2 separate regions of the Mus musculus genome follow, and region 2 is linked to region 1. Evidence: chromatin loops called from intact Hi-C (ENCODE). Cell type or tissue: left cerebral cortex. All regions are shown on one strand.

The links. A loop is a pair of places that touch in the nucleus more often than their neighbours do. Peaks named below come from ENCODE experiments on the same cell type or tissue, not always from the same donor. Only the 100,000 strongest peaks of a DNase experiment are listed, where the experiment ranks them.
Region 2: it touches region 1 in a loop (7-fold over the local background); 2 of 42 quality-filtered maps call a loop at or near these places.

What each region holds. Positions count from the first base shown.
Region 1 is chr4:138,721,633-138,724,132 of GRCm38, forward strand. The region is part of intron 1 of Ubxn10 (UBX domain protein 10); the gene reads right to left. Among named protein-coding and RNA genes, the nearest start is that of Ubxn10, 2.4 kb to the right of the region's middle. In left cerebral cortex, no CTCF peak of the experiment used is centred here; DNase peaks (open chromatin) are centred at 1,355, 2,049 and 2,238; H3K27ac peaks cover 2,244 bases.
Region 2 is chr4:138,453,024-138,455,523 of GRCm38, forward strand. It overlaps Camk2n1 (calcium/calmodulin-dependent protein kinase II inhibitor 1), which reads left to right and starts at 2,125. Exons shown (of 2, transcript NM_025451.2): 1 at 2,125-2,328. The coding sequence starts at 2,163. In left cerebral cortex, no CTCF peak of the experiment used is centred here; DNase peaks (open chromatin) are centred at 1,365, 1,690, 2,147 and 2,406; H3K4me3 peaks cover 2,022 bases; H3K27ac peaks cover 2,500 bases.

The DNA.
Region 1 (2,500 bases):
AAGGAATGGTAAGTACTATGAAGAAAAGAAAAGCCAATTCTCGCTGTCATGGAGAAGGGCCTACACGCAGAAAGGCCAGTCGGAGGGGGAACGAGCCATGTGACAAGCTGGAGTATGTGACAAGCTGGAGTCACGGTCAGGCATCCATGGATGCTTTTGTTTGTTCTGACTACTGCACTGGGACATAACCAGTATGGTCACACACTCAAGAGAGTGCACTGTGCTCTGGTAACATCTGATTGGGCCCAACCCAGAAAAGCGTCCAGGGGACAGAAGGGCCCCACCGGGGAAGTCCTACATCAGGCAAAATGTGCCCGGCTCCAGAGTCCTTTCTGGCTCCCTGGGCTGGAAGCTCCCTAAGGGAGTGGCTCAACACAGACCTCAGATGCAGATGAAGAATGTCAGAGGCAGACTGTATTTGCTTAGAGAGGGGAAGGCAACCCTGCTAAGACTCTCTGCAGGGCAACCAGGCTCAGCTCTACTCAATAGCAGGTCACTTCTCCAGACAAGGGACACAGTCTGTCTGCAGTGACATCACTCACTATAGACACACCACCCTCTGGGATTCCCACCCAGCCCTCCTGCCATGGGCTGCCTACACTTTGCCCTTACACACAGGTCACATGGAACAAGGCTCCCCAGTCTGGTCACAGCAAGCCTCCTCAGGAAGACCTAGAGAGCATCTATTTTGACTTTTCTGTCTGTACTGTCCATAGACACCTGCTTTAGAACATTTCCCTAAGGCGCTAGTTGTGGCTCTTCCTTCTCCTACTTAGTGTTAAACAGCTGGGAGATGGCAGCCCCCAAATGTGCCCTGTCCACTGCACAGAACGGTCAGGAGGCTGACTTCAGAGCTCCCCCGTCCCCGCCCCCTCCCATGCAGTTGCCTCAAGACAACAAAACATTTCTTGGGTTGATCCGTCCCTTCCACCTACGCACTGTCACTCACCTAAGAGTTGACTTCCCCCAAGCTCCTCCATCAAGCAGCCCTCAGGAGCACTAGTCCAGGTTCGTGGGCTTAGGTGTGACCCCTGCCCCCAGATGCTCTGTGTGTTCTCTCCTGTACTAGACCACCAGGAACCAGGCCACAGGGAACCAAAACATACTATTTCTACGAATCCAGGGGAGCCTGCTGTTCAAAATCTCTGACCAGGTTCCCTTCCGTTTTCACGTTTTAATCCTCTTTATCCATGTGTCCTGTGTGTCTGTGTGTTTTGCATGTTTGGGGGTACATGTGTAGGCAGGTACACATGCACAGATAGAGGCCAAGGTTTGATGTGAGTAGAAATCAGCCTCCATGGCTCTTATGCCTTATTCACTGAGGCAGGACCTCTCAATCAAACCCAGAGCTCATCCATATGGCTAGTCTTGCTAGACTGGGGATCCTGTCTCTGCCTTCTGGGGCTGGAGTTATAGGTGAGCTGGCACACTCACCCAGCACTTTCATGGATTGTGGGAATCCAAATTCTGGACCTTGGGCAAATGCTATCCCCACTGAGCCGTCACCTCCCTCCCTCCCTCCCTCCTTCCCTCCCTCTCACCCTTCCCCCCCCTCTCTCCCACACACACACCCCACACACACACCCGGTTAACGGGTGAAAAGGCTCTGTGGCTATCCCTGCTCTACACAGCCAAACCTTCCTCCATTCTCCCCCTCTGTTCTCCATGCCCAATCTGGAGGCAGGTAGTTCAGAAACTTCTTCCTGAGCGAAAAGTTTTGACGCCAGAAATGCCTGCCCCTTCCCTTGCTCATTTATTTTCTGATCAACCATAAAGTTTTTTTTCCCTATGAGTTTCTCGTTCGGAGTGGCAGGAGAAAGCCATAGCTGTCCAGCTGAGGCGAGGATAAGCCTCTAGCTGAGCTTCCATCCTTCTCACTTGGGAATGGCTATTAATTTGCCACAGCTTCCACAGAATTATCACAGGCTTGGCTTCCAACACCCACACATGCCTGGGGAAGGTTTGGCTGTCAGGAAGTTTGGTAACTTAGAAACCTCTCCCTAACAACTTCGATGAGAAAAGTCATGCGTTCTCCCAGGCACTCTGCGGGGTTATTTTTAACAGTCAAACTTGAGTGTGTGCGTGTCGTTGCTATACCTTTTGGTACTCTGTATAATTAGCCGTGTTCAGGGGGTGTCATATTCAAGACACCCTGGTCATAAGATAACATGACTTGCAAGCTATCTCAAGAGAAAAACCTCAATTATGACTAATTCTCATAAGCCCACTCAAGGCTATTTCGAGACTAACACCTCCTTCAGGTAAAGCCGTTACACCCAACCTGCTTTTATAACCCACCGCCTCCTACCCAGCACAGAGACCATCTGTTACACAGAGGGAACACCAGCTCCCACCCCCACCCAGAAGGAGGGCAGGATGCTACAGGAAACAGGTGTTTGGAGAACGGCAGCCATGGCGCCTTCAGAGATACACACACACACACCCTGGGTCCCAAACTCTACCTTTGCCCTCTGTCTAGGCTCCTGCGACAGCACAATCC
Region 2 (2,500 bases), 270 kb before region 1:
CGGGGGCCTTCTCCTCTTTAACTGTCTTGAGGGGCACACCGGCAGTTGGGCAGGGGAGACTACTGGGGTTCAGGGAGGATAGACCCCTTGCCTAAAGTGTCACTGCAAGGGAAGCACAGGGTTGGGGTTCAAGATCGGGCCTGTACCCAGAAGTCAAGTTTATTCCACCTGTCACAATCTATTTCTCCACCCCTTCGTCTTCGCATCCTGAGGTCTGGATTCTGGAAACCAGCCAGCCCTTTAACATTGGGGGGAGGGGGCACGGGTTCTAGGCTGCGTCATCCCTGGCTGATGGCAACCCCCTCCCCTGCTCTCCGGCGAGGGGGCGGGGTGCTAGGTGAGTTAGGAGCCTAATGACAAGGATTAGCTTCCTAGCCCTGCCTCTCTCCTGCAGGCTGCTGACCTTGGACTGGTTACCCCTCGCTGGGGTTAGGCCAGCTCTGCTGAGCAGGTCTGGTCTCCTTGGGGAGAGCAGGTGCTCCAGGCTCAGGCGAGGATAATGAGCACTCCTCACGCACCTTGCCCCCTTGAAGTTACCATCTGGCAGACAGATGCGCCTGCCAGGCCTCCTGGGCTTCCCGGGTCTCCCTCCCAGGGTGCAGGAGCACGCTCCGGGTTTTGAGGCTGCAGTATCTCTCCAGAGCTTTATTAAGACTGTTGTTATAAGAGAGGTCCCGGAGGGCAAAGGGCTGCAGGCCCGGGGCGTCCCCAGCGAGTCAGAGGGCTCTAGGAGCCGGGCATCCCGGGCAAGCCCAGAGTAATGAGGCTCTCCCCTATCCCGCGGGAGGCGGGGCTGCCCCCTCCTCCCCTCCTTCTTGTCCCCGGGGTTGGTGCGGGGGGAGCCAGGGCCCCCGCACAGAGGGACAAGAAGTGAGAAAAAGGCCTTCCTGGCAGATCCAGTGGGCACGGGGATAGAGGAATGCCCGGCAGGGTCTAAGTGGGGCACAAGTGTGGTGGGGGAAGGGAGAGGAGTGCCCGCGGGTGGCCCAGTACGCTCCGATCCTTGACCTCTGTAACTGGCCTCCAGGGAGGTCAGCATCCGCGTCCTTCCCGGCCGGTGCGTCCTCGGTCCCCTCCCCTCCCACTGCTTCGGGTTCCCCTCGGGAGTCACAGCCAGCCGAGCCGGCGCGCACAGGCTCCGGGTCGGGTAAACACCGCGCGGGAGGGGCGCGGGCCGTGCGGGGCGGGGCGGGGCGGGGCGGGGCGCACCGGGGCCCCTCAGCGCAGGCGGGACGGAGGGAACGGGGGCGGGGGCAGGAAGCCAGCCGCGGTCCGGCGCGGCCCCGTGACGTCGCTTAGCTTCCAGGGATCTCTCCCCGAGGCCCACGGGTCCCCTCCTCCCTCCCTCCTCTGGCGCCTCGCTTTCAGCCTGGGCTGGCATTCTCCCTAGCAGCTCGCAGGCTGCTCCTTCGTCCCTGCCTCCCTCTGTCCCCCCTCTCTCCTCCTTCCTTCTCCGACCCTCTATTTTTCCCTCTTTCGCTTCTCCGCTCTGCCTCTCCGATCCAAATCTAGTCTCCCCCCTTTTCTTTTTCTCCCTCCTTCCTCACCCTCCCTCCTCCCGCCGCTCCCCTTGCCTTCTTCTGTCTTTCTGTTTTTCTCCCCGTCGCCCTCTCGGTTTCTTCCCTCCCTCCCTCCCTCCCTCCGGGTTTCCTCCCCCTGCCCTCCCTCCTTTTTGCTCCCCTCCCCCTCGGCCGCTCGCTGCTTCACAGTCCCCGAGTCGCCGCCGCTGCCGCCGCCCGCATCCGCGGCAGGACTGGCCCGCGCGCTCCCCGGGGTGCGCCCACCTCGGTCCCGCGCCCTCCGGGCTCGCAGGGACACCCTCCTCCCCGCGCGTCGCGGCCCCGCCCGGCTCGGCCCCCGCCCCGCGCCCGAGAGCGCCGAGGATGTGAGTCCTGCCCGCCGCTGCCGGAGCAGCAGCCACTCGCGCGCGGAGCCCGAGCGCAGCGCAGCTCAGCTGCGGGCGCTCGTTGGGTCGCTCGCGCGGGCTGCGCGCTCCTGCCCCAAGCGGTGTCCCTCCCCGGCCTCTCGCCGGCCCCAGCGCCGCGGCAGCCCCGAGGGCCGTCCCCGGCCGGCCATCCCCGGCCCCAGCGCCGCTGACCCTGTCCTCCGCGGGCGGGGACGCGGGCGGAGGAGGTGCCGCCTCGGAGCCCCCGGACGCGACCATGTCGGAGGTGCTGCCCTACGGCGACGAGAAGCTGAGCCCCTACGGCGACGGCGGCGACGTGGGCCAGATCTTCTCGTGCCGCCTGCAGGACACCAACAACTTCTTCGGGGCTGGGCAGAGCAAGCGGCCTCCCAAGCTGGGCCAGATCGGCCGGAGCAAGCGCGGTGAGTTCCCCGCCCCTTACCCCCTGCGGTGCTGGTGCTGCAGCCTGGCTGGGGCTCAGGGGTCCCCGCGGTAGTAGGAGGACCATCTGCGAGATCTAGGGATCCCTCCTGCGGCGGAAGCTGGATCAGGCCTCGGGCAAGAGTCCCCGCTTGTCCGGGCCACCAGCGGGGT